2 separate regions of the Mus musculus genome follow, and region 1 is linked to region 2. The links are chromatin loops, found by intact Hi-C in ENCODE. Cell type or tissue: heart. All regions are shown on one strand. Region 1 has its middle 120 kb from the start of Gm46585. Region 2 holds the start of Pde10a (phosphodiesterase 10A).

Region 1 (8,000 bases), 190 kb before region 2:
GTTTGGGAATACACGTTCACTGTGTGTGGCTGACTAGGCCAGTAAAGCTGGGGCTTGGGTCCCATCAGCGCATACGACTCAGCAAAAGGCACATGGAGGGTGGAGAGAGCTGGCTTTGCCATCGGGAACAGCAATCCTGGCCAACAGGGCAATGGTTGCTAAGCTTCTGGCCTCTTGAGTACAAACTTCTGAGGGTTCATCCTCACCATGTCCTTGAACTTGTGATAATCATGAGGTGTCCCTCTCCTGTTCACACTCTGCCCAAACCGCCCGACCCTGAACCTGCAAACCTATCCATAATAGTGCCCAGGATGAGATGCTGCTCACGAGTCAGCCATGTCTGGCCTTCTCTAGCCTCTCTCTGCCCTTCAGATTGCTTGGCCCATCCGTGAGGTCTCTTGACTTTATGGCACACAGGAATCTGGGCCACTTGAGTGACACAAGACATACTCAGGGTGCCTAGGGAAGGAAATCCTTGGATGATTTTTAGATGCGCGGGAGATTTTTTCAATAGCAGGAAAGCATGTTTCTGAGTCCACATGGAAGAACTTTTTTGTTTCTCTCCTTTGCTAATTGCACCTCCCTCAGTAGGGTTGCAGAGGTAGGCAGGTGGACAGCGGAGCCTATGTAGTCAGTGTTACAGTTGGTGCAAAGAGAATCCAGCCCAGGCCTCCGCTGTCATTGTGAAGGCTGCTTAAACTGTGGTTCTTGGAGCACAATTCCCCAGTTCTAATTGTGTCTCCACCTTCTGGAACAGCAAAGGTGGCATGTTCAGTCACACGCTGCCACCATGATGCTGCTTCTTTGTCTCTCACATGGAGAAGCCCACACTAAGCTCAGTGTCTGGCTCTCATAGTGATATGGGCAGGTGGGAACGAGAGAGGCGGTGATGGGGAGGTGGGAACAAGAGAGGTGGTGATGGGGAGGGAACAAAGAGGAAGGACCAGAATTTGTTTCCTGACATGGACAACACGAGAATGAACCAACCCCTGATCTCGGTGATCCTGAGTGACTACTCTCCTTTTCCTGAAGACATGGATAACAGGCCACAGTGACCTATGGTTCCCCAAACACACTGCTGGGTGCCAGAACCTACTGAGCACGATTTAAAAGCACCTATGCGTGATATAGTCAGCCTGATGTTATTTTGTTTGGTTCTGGAGACAAACCACCCTATCACTGTCTGCTAACCTGAGCCACACAGCTCAGTGACCAGGCACATCTGGTCACTACTACACCAGAGCCAGCTCAGGCAGCCCCAGCACCAGATGGTCTTGGTTTGAACTCTCTAGGGAGGTGGGACTTTACCTCTGGGGGGAAATGTGGTGCAAGAAGGGAGGCCACTGTGCATTCTGACTTGGAGTGTGCACATCCCATAACTGCTGCAGAATCTGAATACTTGAAGTAGATGGTATAGCCGGTATCACTCCTCTTATCGATAAGCTGTGTCTCTCAATGGTGATATATCTTTGAAAGAAATGTCTTGTTTGTCTAGAATGTATGCACTTTTTCCTTCTCCTCTTTGAGAAAACAGACAGTCTGGTCTCAAACTTGCTACAGAGCTAAGGATAAATTCGAACTTCTCATTCTCCTGCCTCTACCTTCCAAGTGCTGGACTACAGGCCTGGGTTGCTATGTTCCGGCTGAGGGCAGGACTTGGAGCAAGTGGATGCAGGAGCAGGGAGACAAACAGACCCCCTTTTGGTAAAGCCCTAATGAAATAGTTTCCTCTCAAATGTTAGATGTGGTATATGATCCCCCAAAAGGATTAGGAAAAGATGGTTAAGGAAGATTATTTCCAATAGAACCTATAAACAAGCAGAATAGGGTATCGGAAATTTTAATTAAGGCCATTGCAGAACAGTTGACCTTATAACCTGAAGGTCTGATGGAGGTCTGGGTGGAGCAATAGCCCCTAACCCAAGAAAAACATCCAGGTGGCAGAAGTTCTAGTTCAAGAGCAGTTAGATGTGGGCCATAATGAACCTGCAACAAGTCCTTGGAATACCCCAATTTTTATTATTAAGAAAAAAAAAAACCAGAAAATGGAGACTGTTCTAGGACCTCAGAAAAATGTATCATACTATGGAAACCACAAAAGCCCTTCAGCCTGGTGTCCCTTCTCCTGCTATAATCCCCAAAGGATGTAATATAATAGTTGTTGATTTGAAAGACTGTTTTTTTTTTCTCAAATCCTCTGTCTCATGCTTACTAATAACTTCATTAATGATCTAAACATATATCGAAGTAATAAGCTCTAAGAAAGACTTGCTTTTCTGCATAACAGTTTTTCCAGGGAACTTCCATTAATTTCACTCCTGTTTGCACTAGCGTTTGTGATCCCAGTTCTAGCTTTCAGAGCGAGGCCTTTAACAGTGAGAAATACAAGTATAAGCAAAAGGTGTGTAGCAAATTTCCACTAAGAGCAGTGGAGAGTCAGTCCAGGTTGTCCAAGCCCAGGAACAGCATCAAACAGTGCCTTTATGATGCTTGGCACTGCCACATTTTATGTGGTACTGGGGGCCAAACCCAAGGCTTCATGCATGCTGGGTAAGCACTCTGCTGAGCTGTGTTTGCAGTCCCCATAGTATGCATTTCAGGAACACACCTGTCTGAAGGCTTAATTAACTTCAAGTAAGCTACCTTTCCTTTCTGCCTGCTGCAATCATAGAGGTCTTGCAAAAACAGTCCAAATATCACTTTCCCGAGCGATGAAACCTTCCTAGTTTTTGGCCCCCAGATAGTGTCCTCAGAGGCCACAAAGCTCACCTTGCCCGGGCACCCCTGGGATTGGGAGCCCCCATTAACCTGTGGCAGGCACCAAGTGTTCAGTTATCAGCCCGTTGCACGTCTGATAGAGAGCACTTGTGGAGGTGGGTAGCTGGGAGCCCGTGTTCCAATGAGAAGATCTCTTTGCTGAGATGGGGTGGACTCATGTGGTTCCAAGTCAACAAGTATGGGACAGTTTGCGGAAGAGCATCAGTGAGAGTGTATGCAGACCTGATGAGTGCCAATGTAGTATGGCCATGGCTGCAGCCCCATCTCCATGTGCAGGGGTGATGGCTGGGTAGGTGAGCGCAGAGATACAGACAAGATGTCACCTCTTCTAAATAAATACAAGTTTTCTTTCTACTGTTTCTTTTCATCTACCTGCTCACTCTCTTTCTGCCCCAGCACATATGCATGCACACACATAGAAAGACAGATGACTCCTCTCGCCTGAGCACAGACTCTATGCTCTCATGTGACAGCATAGCCCCTACTTTACCATTTAGGGCTGGCAGTGCCCAGGTTTACTGGAAACCAGAAGATGTTTAGAATCGTGAAAAGCAAACTTGAACCTTTTAAAAACAGTTTCGACAGTTGAAAATGAGCTTGAGGGCAGGCTCTGTCTGTGGCCGAGCACTCTAAAATATTCTGCCTTTTGAGAAGGGAGCTGCTGGGTACAGCCAGCCTTGCAGTTCTGATGCCACTATTTACCGTGCCACTTCCAGTAATGACCAGCAGGGGGCACCCACTACTCAGAACTATAACCTCCATGTCCTTCCAGTTTGGATGAAGAAAAAAACAAAGCAGATCACACTACAAATTTGTTTTTAGGGCACACACTATATATGGGGAGGCTCAGTAACTTCGATGCTAGTTAATGTGTATAACTAGCTATAATCCTCCTACAAAGACACTCCTGGATCAAATTAGAATGATCTATGTCCTTGTTTTTTTGGGCTATTGCCCACATTCAGGGAATTTAGAAGGCCAAGGATTCTCATAAGGCAATTCCTGCTCTTGTGCTGTGGTGCTGTGCGGGCCGAATGTGTTGGGCAGACATGCCTGTGTTTCTCCAGTATTTCCAGCGGTACCAGAGTCCCATCTTCCCCACTACAGCCTATCCTCAGAGCCAAGAAAGCAGAACACAACATCATCGAGCAATGCGCAGGTGCTCAACACAGACACTCTCGGGTGCCTTTGTAACACTTCCTGTGACTAAATGGGAAGCTGGCACAACGATCTCATGGGACCCACCGAGTCATAACAAGTACTGGAAAGCAATATCGTTGTGTCTTGGGAATGAATATCCCTTGGACCAGTCCCTTTACCGCAACACCTGTGACCAGCATTCAGACCCAAGTGCCAGACAGACTCAAGTGCTCAGAAAGGAGCAATACTGATCTTCGTTGTCGGTATTTGTGGCCCAGGATAAATCTCAGGCTTTTAAGAAAAAAGTCAACATTTTGCAGACTTAAACCACTCACTGTGAACTTGATTTTTGCAATGTTTAACAACACAGAGCACCCATGACACAGTTGGGAGTGGTGTCCCTGAGTGACATTTTATGTTGTGTGCTTTAAGAGCCAGGACATCCCAGAGACTCACATGTGACCTACACATTGGAGATGCGGAAACCTTCTGTTAGGCAAGGATGGTTTCTGACTCCCCCTCATTCATCTGCTACAAAGCTGCCACCGACGGACTCCAGGTCCCATTGAAGAATTCCCACAATTCCATCTCCTAGCCATGTGACTGCGTGAAGCCAGGTTGCTCTCATGAGCCCCAGAAAGCAGCAGATCTCTCCAGAAGGGGAGCTAGGGTCTATATGAAGACCCTCTAGCGTCAAATAAAGCCACACAGCTAAGAGATTTTCAAAATGTCAAATGTAAAACAAGGCTGCTCTTTCACAGCATTGCTCTCCATGGTAACATGTTACATATATTAACACACAACAGCTCTTTCCCCTGCTATTTTAAATGTACTGATAAGTAATTATAAATTTTGTTAGTGTTAATTTCTTAGAAGAGTAATATTGAGCTGTGCCACAATACCCAGAGTGGATCCTATGCCACAGCGCTCCATACCCAAATACCGCCAGGAAAGAGCTGGTCTCCCAGGAGTGTGGGCACGCCTGTGAGCACAGGCACTTCTGCTCAGAGGGACCCGCCTGGAACCATCAGGACACAGGAACCGAGGAGTAGCCTTGGACAGGATTCTTCCGGTTTCCATCTGCACCTGGAACTGACCCTGTGCCACAGTTCTCCATACCCAAATTCCTCCTTGAGAGAACTGGTCTCCCAGGAATACAGACTTGCACGAGGAACAAGCCATAACCAGAGACAGCCAAACGAGCTAACACCAGAGATAACCAGATGGTGAGAGGCAAGTGCAAGAATAAAAGCAACAGAAACCAAGGCTACTTGGCATCATCAGAACCCAGTTCTCCCATCATAGCAAGCCCCGGATACCCCAACACACCAGAAAAGCAAGACTCTGATTTAAAATCACATCTCATGATGATGATAGGGGACTTTAAGAAGGACATAAATAACTCCCTTAAAGAAATACAGGAGAACACAGATAAACAGCTAGAAGCCCTTAAAGATGAAACACAAAAATCCCTTAAAGAATTACAGGAAAACACAACTAAACAGGTGAAGGAATTGAAGAAAACCATCCAGGATATAAAAATGGAAATAGAAACAATAAAGACATCACAAAGAGAGACAACACGGGAGATAGAAAACCTAGGAAAGAGATCAAGATGCAAGCATCACCAACAGAACACAAGAGATAGAAGAGAGACTCTCAGGTGCAGAAGATACCATAGAAAACATTGACACAAGATTCAAAGAAAATGCAAAATGCAAAAATCTCCTAACCCAAAACATCCAGGAAATCCAGGACACAATGAGAAGACTAAACCTAAGGATAATAAGTATAGAAGAGAGTGAAGATTCCCAACTTAAAGGGCCAGTAAATATCTTCAACAAAATTATAGAAAAAATTCCCTAACTTAAAGAAAGATATGCCCATGAACATCCAAGAAGCCTACAGAACTCCAAATAGATTGGACAAGAAAATAAATCCCTCCCATTACATAATAGTCAAAACACCAAATGCACTAAATAAAGATAGAATATTAAAAGCAGTAAGGGAAAAAGGTCAAGTAACATATAAAGGCAGACCTATCAGAATTACCACAGAGTATTCACCAGAGACTATGAAAGCTAAGAGATCCTGAGCAGGTATCATACAGACCCTAAGAGAACACAAGTGCCAGTCCAGGCTACTATACCCAGCAAAACTCTCAATTACCATAGATGGAGAAAACTAGATATTCCATGAAAAAAAAAACAAACAAATTTACATAATATCTTTCCACAAATCCAGTACTACATAGGTTAATAGATGGAAAACACCAACACAAGGAGGGAAACTACACCCTAGAAAAAGCAAGAAAGTAATCTTCTTTCAACAAAACCAAAAGAAGATAGCTACACAAACATAAAAATATCATCAAAAATAATGGGAAGCAACAATCACTATTCATTAATATCCCTTAATATCAATGGACTCAATTCCCCAATTACAAAATATAGACTAACAGACTGAATACATAAACAGGACCCAGCATTTTGCTACATACAGGAAACTTACCTCAGTGTCAAAGACAGACACTACCTCAGAGTAAAGGGCTGGAAAACAATTTTCCAAGTAGATGGTCCCAAGAAACAAGCTGGAGTGGCCATTCTAATATCGAATAAAATCAACTTTCAACCAAAAGTTATAAAAAAGGATAGGAAGGACACTTCATGCTCATCAAAGGAAAAAATCTACCATGAAGAACTCAATTCTGAATATCTATGCTCCAAACGCAAGGGCACCCACATATGTAAAAGAAACTCTATTAAAGCTCAAAGCACACATTGCACCTCATACAATAATATTGGAGACTTCAACACCCCACTCTCATCAATGGACAGATCATGGAAATACAAACTAAACAAAATCAGAAATTAAAAGCGAGATGTAACAACAGAAACTGGGGAGATGCCAAAAATCACCAGATCCTACTACAAAAGCCTATATTCAATGAAACTGGAAAATCTAGATGAAATGGAAAATTTTCTAGACAGATACCAAATACTAAAGTTAAATCCAGATCAGATAAACCCTCTAAACAGTCCCATAACCCCTAAAGAAGTAGAAGCAGTCATTAAAATCTCCCAACAACAAAAAAAGCCCAGGACCAGAAGGTTTTAGTGCAGAATTCTATCAGACCTTCAGAGAAGACCTAATACGAACACTCTTCAAACGATTCCACAAACTAGAAAGAAAAGAAACACTACCAAATTCATCCTATGAAGCCACTGTGATGCAGATACCAAAACCACACAAAGACCCAACAAAGAAAGAGAACCTCAGACCAATTTCCCTTATGAATATTGACGCAAAAATACTCCATAAACTTCTCTCAAACCGAACCCAAGAACACCTCCAAATGATCATTCACCATGATCACGCTGTACTACATAGCAATAGTGATTAAAAACTGCATGGTATTGGTATGGTGACAGGCAGGTAGATCAATGGAATAGAATTAAAGAGCCAGAAATGATCCCACACACCTACAGGCACTTGATCTTTGACAAAGGAGCTAAAACCATCCAGTGGAAAAAAGACACCATTTTCAACAAATGGTGCTAGTTCAACTGGCAGTCAACAAGTAGAAGAATGCAAATTGATCCATTCTTATCTCCTTGTATAAAGCTCAAGTCCAAGTGGATCAAGGACCTCCACATAAAACCAGATACACTTAATCTAATAGAAAGTGGGGGAAAGTCTTGAACACATGGGTACAGGGGGAAAGTTCCTGAACAAAACACTGATGGCTTATGCTCTAAGATCAAGAATCAACAAATGGAACCTCATAAAATTGCAAAGTTTCTGTAAGGCAAAGGACACGTTCAATAGAACAAAACGGCAACTAACAGATTAAGAAAAGATATTTACCAATTCTATATCTGATAGAGGGCTAATATCAATATATATAAAGAATTCAAGAAGTTAGACTCCAGAGAACCAAATAACCCTATTAAAAAATGGGGAACAGAGCTAAACAGAATTCTAAACTAAGGAAACTCAAAGGGCTGAGAAACACCGAAAGAAATGTTCAACATCCTCAGTCATCAGGGAAATGCAAATCAAAACAACCTTGAGATTCCACC
Region 2 (8,000 bases):
TTATTTCTGTCAAGAAAACACACACACACACATTATATATCTCCCTTTCCTCAGAAGGCATGAATTCTTGAGATTTTTGTCAAGTATTCATATTGTAACAAATCAAAACAAAAATAACTAAGCAGTATTCTGGTGTTCACTAAGGAAAGGATAATGCAAGCTATACTGGCTATTTGTTTTATCACATAAAATAACAAAATTAAAACTTCTCTAATATAGAATGTTTAAGTGTATAAAGTAATTTGGTTGGTGAGGTGGGTATTTATACAGTAAGTGAAAATCAGCTCCTCCCCCTCCCCCTCCCCTCCCCCTCCCCTCCCCCTCCCTTCCCCCTCCCCTCCCCCTCCCCTCCCCCTTCTTTTTAAGATTTCCACAACCTAGAATTGATTTCAATAGTATTTTTCTTACTAGAATTATAATATCCCATTTTTTTCCCTCTTAGGCTTGTCTATGACAGCACTATAAAAATACAACTCTCACCCTAGGCAAAGTTTTTTAACATCACCAATAATAGACATTTGTGATCTTTTAGCAGGTGAAACGTAAAGGAGTATCTGTCTGTCTGTCTGTCTTTTTTATAAATGTTATGGAATAGCAATTCCCCCAGTGTCAGACTGTTTAAAATGGAATTGTCATTATGAATCACACAGGCAGTAACTTTCTTGAGATATGCTAGCAAGAAACAAATTCCAGGAGTCTAGAAAGTAAGCTGTGGTGGACTGAGGGTGAGAGACATTGAAGGAAACTTCCTGGTAACTCAGAGTTACATGCAGCCCTGAAAGGAGGTGCGTGGGCTTAGGAGGTCCTGGGGAAGTGTGGGGAAGATAAACCCCACACTGACCACACGAGGTGGTGGGTGGGTTATCTTTTTGGAACACAGAAGGTCTGTGGAAATAACCTTACTGATAACCAGCAGTTCAATCCTCTGAGTTTGAGTTGGCAACAATAGCTACCAGCTTAGGAAAGCCTGGCTCCATGTTGTAAGTTCTAAAGGTTAAAATCAAGGCAAAGAGAAAGGGGCTTTAAGAAAATATATAAACCTTGTGTGTTTAAAAAGGTCAGTTTAACATTGAATTAACCTTGGTTTTCATGTGTTAGTAAAGTTAGGATATTAGCACTTTAAAAGAGAAAAACAGGTCTCCCACCCCACCCCACCCCTTTCTGGAAAATATATAAAACTACAGGAATTCATTTAAAAAAAAAAACACAGACCTGTAGGTCTACCAAAAAGTTTATCAAATGTTAATCATGTTGATTATTAGCCAAATAAAAGTTATATGCTTTCAAAGAAAATCATTATTTCCACGTTTCTTGGGCTCTCTCTTGAACCATAATATTTAAGAGCATATGATACAAGTTAGGTAATAAGCAGGCAGTTACTACCCGCTGTATGGGTGAATTTTTAGGCATAAAACACTAAAAGCCAATCTGAAATTTACATGGGTGCAGCACTCCGTGGGAGCCAGGGGGAGGGCTCAGTGTTTAGCCTTTGTCTATATGTGGGTGCTCCACAAGGGTGCCAGTGCAGTCCGCATAACTCCGTGTCTGCTGGTGCTAACCTCTAACTGCTGTCTTTTAGTTTATTCTTTTAGTTTTCAACTCCAGCAAGTTGTGTTGACTGTTCACCTGAGGTGAGGAGAATCATTTTAACCAAGATCGTTGAGACAGCTCCTATACCCGATTACCTTTGGCAGGACCCCTATCAGGCAGCCACAGTTGCCCTCCGCTTGAGCTACAATCGGATGCCATCCCAACAGTAACTACCTGGTCAAGTTTAAGAATGCTACCACTCCTGCAGGCTCAGGAATGTGTTTATTCACAAGGAGTTTGAAGTGACAAGGTCCAGCAACCCAGTCTTCTCTGCTTCCTGGTGTGATCAGCAGAGAAATGCAAAGAGGCAAGGGAAACAAGCCATCCAAGACTGGAATCTTTAGATGTGTGTTCCAAATATAAGTAGCCAAGTGCCTAGAAGACTTAAATGAACAGCGGAGGATGCCAGTGTTAAGGGAGGTAGGGGGACAATCAAAATGTAATTGCTTTTTTGTTCCTCTTCCTAGTGTTCCCTTTCCTTCGTTACACTTTGTGACTTTGTTATTTGTCCAGGATACAGATTTGTTTCCAGCAAGCAATGGGAGAAAAATGATGTAAAATAGGAAGAAGGTCGACTCTGGAAAAGGGTTAACGAGAAAGAGAGAGAGAGAGAGATTTTGCAGTTCGATCTAACAAAGACTAACAGAGCAAATGTGTAAAGCTTTCCCGGCTCCTGCGGCTTCAAGGCAGCTTATATCCATCTAGAAGTAAGTTTTCGAGCGCCTGGAAATCGTTTCAATGCCTCAAAAACCTACAACTGATAAGCCTTAAGTGGCAAGGAGAAACTTTTGTAAAGAATGAACGATTAACTCTTGAAGGAGAAATCCCTTTGCCTAAACACGTTCCCGTCTCGCGAACAGGGAACTTGCTCTCAGCCAAGTGAGCAAGGGCAGTCTGCGGGGCTGTAGAAGATGCAAGTCCTAGGCTGCAGATGGAGCCTGGTGGTGCTACTCCTGTCTATATTTTCTTCTTCACTAGGGCCAGGGGTTGGGGGATGGAAAGGCACTCTTGGCCCCCAAGGTAAGAATCATTGATCTGGTTCTTTGTTCTGCAAGCGCAGGGATCTCATGGTGAGGTGGACTGGCTGGCTCCTGCTATTATGCTACACTCTGAGACTGTCCTTCTCAGAATTGCCAAAATGTCGGGAACTTTAAAGAGGACGCCTGAAGTATCAGGTCCTCAGAATGCCACCTGGTCAATCCGGTGCAACCGTGACTGTTCCTTTTCCACTCTTAGGGGTTTGGAATCAGGAGACAGGAGTCCGGGAAAAGAGTGTATTGCAGAAGAATGTGGAATTCACTGCAAATCAAAACATGAAAATCATCCGAATAAAAAAGAAAACTGCGACGAGGAGAAACTGTTCCTGCCATCCCTGCAGGTCTCATACTCAGAGTCCCAGCCCTGGATCAGCCAAGCCGCTGCACGGCAGCATAAGCTTAGGTGCTGAGCTGTTGGTCTTTAGGACGCTGACTGTTCTACCAAGAGGCAATCAGGACACTCAAAACGGGTGTGCAGAGGTGGTTGAGGGGAGTCGGCAAGGGCAGGATCGCCAACACCTGCACCTGCGCTCCTTGGCTAGTCAGCTTCCCCCAACTCTCAAAGTTCCTGTTCTCAGCGCCCATTGCGCCAGACTTTTTCTACAGCAGCGGTCTCCAGGCTGTTGAAGGAATAGGGGGCCCAAGTAAGCCACTGGTGACAGATGGTCTCTGGGTTTTAAAGCAATGAACTCTTTACATTTTGTGTGCGAACCCTAGTTTGCTCCTTCTATCTTCCAGACCCACCAGGACAAAGTGGGCTGACATACCTAAAGTTCGCTTTAAAGTGGGTATTGGCAAGGCAGTCCCGGAAAGAACCGCCTTTTGAGACATTCTAATGGGAACTCTGCCTTGATTTTAAACTTGCTAAATGTCCAAATTTGAATCCCCCCCTCCAGGAGCTCTGACCAAAAGCCTTCTCTGTTGATACTGCGGGGCTGGAGAGAGGATTCCCTGGTTCAGGTCACCCGCCCACAGGCGGATGTGGTTTGCACACAGCTGGAACAGAGGCTAGGCTGTGGGTTTAGCATCTGGAACGCCAGATCCAGATGTGCCACCTCCAGGGAGACTAGCGGGCCAGGGGCACACACCACACGCAGAGTGCCAGGGTGCTGGGACCTGAGTTCCAGTGGACGCGCAACGTGGGCGCGGGCGGTGGCGGTTCGGGGAGCGCCTGCTCCGCCAGTGGGCGTCTTCTGCCGCCGCCACCACCGCCGCCTCCACGGGCAGCAGCACTGCGGCGCTTTTCTCCGCTGCTCTGGAGCAGCCGCCGCGGCTCAGGCGCCGGCCGGAGCTTGCACACACCACGCCACGCCCGCAGGCAGCGTCCCGGCAGCCTCGCCAGGCCGGGAAGGACGCGGATCGTGCGTACCAGCCCGCACCCCGGCGCAGCGATCGGGACTCGTCCCCCCGCCCGCGGTCCTATTGAATCCCAAAGGGAACACGATGTGAACCCCCGGGCCGGAGAGGCACCCTAGACCCGAGAGGCGGACCGGACCAGAGCCTGGGCAGCGTCGCGGGGAGGGCCGGTGCTGCGGGGGCGGAGCCCGCAGAGTCCGGGCCGCCGCGCCCTCCCGCCTGCCCCCCTTGCAAGCTGGGGAGGAGGGCCATGGCTAGCCCGGAGGAGCGGCTCGCTCCCCACCCCCAGGCCCCACTGCGGGAGTCTGGGGACGAGCCCGGCCGTGTCCAAGTCCCTCTGGAACCCCGGTGCGGCGCGGCCAGCGGGCGGAGTACAGTGGGCCTGAGCCTGGCCCGGGAGCTGCTTGGCTGCAGCCGGGAGGAGCTAGCGGCGCCCCCGCCCCTGTCCCGGTCCCTGTCTCCCGCAGGCCACGCCAGCCCCACTGGGGGCCCCAGCGCCCTCTCCGCTCTCCGTGCCGGAGGCTGTGGTTGGGTGGCGGCCCGTGCTCCCTGGGCGCTTGCCTTCTCCTCCCCTGTCCCCTCCTCCTCCTTTTCATCTTCCTGGTACTTCTGGCCGCCGCCCCCCCTCCCCCCTCCCCCTCTTGTCCCCTCCTCATCTGCCTTCCACCTCCCCGCGCGTCTCCCGAGAAGGGAGGGCGCAGCGGCGGCTGGAGGAGGAGGAGGCGGCGGCGGCGATGCTGGCGGCGGCGGCGGAGGAGGAGGACAAGAGGCAGCTCCCTTGAGCGTCCCCCCAGGCAGTAGTCACCGCAGCAGCGGTGGCAGCAGCGGTGGCAGCGGCGGGCGGCGGCGGCTCTTCCTCTCGCCTGCGATTCAAGGCTTGCTGCTCCCTGCCCGCGCCGGGCCCCGGCCATCTCCGCCGCCGCGGCTTCCCCTACACCCGGGTGCACGCCGCGCGGACTCCTCGGATTTTCCGGGCGCCGGCGGGGGCTGCCCTGGCCTCGGCCCCGGCTCTGCCGCCGGTGGCCGAACTCTTTGGCGGCCCCGAGGCGCCGCCTTCCCCCTTGCCACCGTTTGGCCGCTGCCCTTCGGCTCCGACATGGAAGATGGACCCTCTAACAATGCGAGTTGCTTCCGAAGGCTGACCGAGTGTTTCCTCAGCCCCAGTAAGTGGCCCGGCCCCACGTTCCCCGTGGCCGGGGTGGTTTTCTGGCTTGGTGGGGACAAATCGGGGGTTCAGATCGTGGGGTGGGGAGGGAGCTGCTACGGTAGTGGGTAGTCTGCAAGGTGTGTGTGTGTACCAGACCAATATTGGCCAGTGGGTCTCAGGAAGCTGGTGGCACCTCAGGGACGTTCGGGACCGCCCATCAGCGTAGGGACACCCGGCTTTCCCCAGCCCGGCGTGCGCACAGAGGAAGCGTGACCCGGAGGGTGTTGGAGCCGGACGTTTAGAAACTAACCTGCTTCCTAGAGCTGTCCCTGGCCACATTGACCCGACTCATGATTTAGACCATCAAGTTTGTCACCGATTACTCTACATTTCTCTCTAGCCTGTGATCACTTGACTGGAGTATATATGCTTCCTTCCACTGGGGGGGTCCTGGGGATCTAAACCGCTGGATTCCTGACGCAGCCATGGGGATAGGCAAGGCTCAGGAAGCCCAGGATTCCAAATGTGAAGGAGGGCTGTGCCCGAGCCTGCAGTGACTGTGTTCTGGCGCGCGGACCAGTGGTATGGAGCTGGGTGCACCCACCCTCATGAAAAGGACGCAGCACTTTCCCCCCGCCCCCCAGCCCACCTCACGCAGATTCTGGGGAGCTGGTGCAAGGGTGGGTGAAGAAAGCCAAGGAACAATGGGGCGTTAGCATAGAAGAAAAAGGCACCTCTGGTTCCTTCGGACCCGCGGGACAACTGTAGCATGACCTTTCTGACCTGCCCCTCCCGGGTGCAGGTCTGCAAGCCTTCTGGGGCAGGGGCAACAGAGGGCGTGTCATAGGGGGAGGGGGACAAGATTGAGCAAAGAAGTCAAAAGCAGCTTCACTGGAAGGAAGGAAGGAAGGAGGCAGGCAGGCAGGCAGACGATGTTTAGGAAAGAAGCTCCAGACGCGCAGAGGAGGGAGTCGCTGCTGTTGTGGATGGAGGGTGAGCAGGGTGAGGACCAGAACACCGGGGCGGGAAAGGGACCAGGCGGGACCTGGTGGGAGAGTCTGTGCTCTGAGAGGGCACATCCGTGGGAAATTGTGAGACTCGGGCATCTGCTCCACCCTGAGCGTGGATTTGGTGCCACAGTCCACCGCGTGCGCACCGAGCCTTTGTCTGCTTTCTCGCTGGTAAGCCGCGCTTTTTGCCTAGCTTTCTCCAGGCAGAAGCTGCCAGGTTGTAAATGAGCTTTCTTGCTACTGCTCCTAAGTACCACTCACTCCTTAACGGGAGTGGACCTCCGCGCAGGGACATGGGGTGTCAGGGTTGAGACCCTCCTCAGGACTGCTCTAGGTGTGTACCCAGGAGCCCCTTAGAGTCTAGCCACCAGGTGGGTGACCATGTTCCCTTCTGGCTGGGTTGACTCCCGCAATCCTGCTTCCCTGGCCCTGGGCCAGTCCACAGTAGCCACATGACCCAGTGGCCACTCACACACCTGCAGGCAGTATTCAGCAAATCTCTGCTTAGACTTGCTTGTTGACTCAATTGCCTTGAAGGGTGTGGACTCCATGCTCCCAGCTGTCCTCCGAGCCCGAGGCTTCCCCCAGGTGTGTACTTCCCCCATCCCTGTATATGTGATTTATGGGTGCTGCACATGGAGCATCTTCGTACGAGCTTGTACTCTTTCCCTTAGATTGTGGTCGGCAGAGACCATACTTTCCAAAAGGGACTCCATGGATTGACCCTGGTTTGGAGGTAATGGGAGAAGGTGGGGCCCATAGACTCTTGGGTTGTTGGAATAACCCTAAGGCCTATGACTGGGCTTGCTCCGGGGTCTTCTGCCTCCTAGACAGTTCATTTTTTCCCCTTTACTACATAAGTATGTTTTCTCTTTTGGCAATTGATGCACACGTATGTGCTTAGGCATGCTCAAGCATAGGCTTGTAGGCCACTATACTTGGCAGTTCCAAATGTCACATATATGAGAGAGATTTGGCTGGAACACTTTTTCCCCCTCCTTTTGGAGAGTATGTGTGCATGGATCTATAGGTGCTGTCTTTGTCTAAGGTGGGGCTGGCGTCGAAGTAGAAATTATGGTTCTGAACAAAGATGAGCAGTTCCAGAGAGATATCTGAGTTATCTTGGGGTACCCTATCCTGGGGAGGGTGTTATCTTTCAGAGTTCTACTCTGTACATGATTCCAAACAGGAGAAGCTATCCCTGCTAAGGCATGCTCACTCCAGTTCCTAAGAACAAGGCTTCTGTAGCTTTGGGATACAATGAGAGCAGTAAGTACTAGGGTATATGTGACTTGTAGACAGTCTGTTCTCACACACCCCAACTCAAAAGGAGAGGAAGAGATTGATACCTGAGGAAAGGCTGCTCTATGTTCCACTTCTCCCCCCCCCCAACACATACTTTTAGGGGTTCTATTTTTGTCTGGGGTCAAAGAGCAGGCCACCTGGGTCTTAAACACTGAAGGATCTGAAATTTGGCAGTTTTCTTAAAAAAAAAAAAAGCCTCTTGGAAGGAACTTGTGTATTCTCCAAGGACACAAAAATGCACAGAGGTAATCAGATGTATCCCTGTGGGGCTTGTATCGGAGCTTTCTTTTACTTTGATCTCTTTGTCAGCCAAACAAATCGTCATGTGCAGGCTGCTGAGCCCAGATGCTACTTAGACAAGTGCATACTACAGTTCTCTTGTGAGAAAGGGAGCCCTGTGTAGGAGGACAATAGCCTCATCCTGTGTCTGTTTTGTTCTGTTTTTCGGCTTACCTGGTCACGCGCTGAGCAGACACTTGCCTGCTACCATTGCCAGTACCAGATCCTGCCCTAGCTGGTCCCTCTTGCTTAAGCATGTTGAAGCCACAGATCTAT

Evidence for each region. Peaks named below come from ENCODE experiments on the same cell type or tissue, not always from the same donor. Only the 100,000 strongest peaks of a DNase experiment are listed, where the experiment ranks them.
Region 1: a loop joins it to region 2, with 4 times the contacts of the local background. A loop is called at or near these places in 20 of 42 quality-filtered maps.

What each region holds. Positions count from the first base shown.
Region 1 is chr17:8,610,853-8,618,852 of GRCm38, forward strand. It overlaps a transcript of Pde10a not described here. Among named protein-coding and RNA genes, the nearest start is that of Gm46585, 120 kb to the right of the region's middle. In heart, a CTCF peak has its summit at 3,495 (motif pointing right); no DNase peak of the experiment used is centred here; H3K27me3 peaks cover 1,744 bases.
Region 2 is chr17:8,797,000-8,804,999 of GRCm38, forward strand. Pde10a (phosphodiesterase 10A) reads left to right here and starts at 4,746. Exons shown (of 22, transcript NM_011866.2): 1 at 4,746-5,146. The coding sequence starts at 5,080. In heart, a CTCF peak has its summit at 3,832; DNase peaks (open chromatin) are centred at 3,682, 4,312, 5,282 and 6,530; H3K4me3 peaks cover 3,734 bases; H3K27ac peaks cover 2,338 bases; H3K27me3 peaks cover 6,647 bases.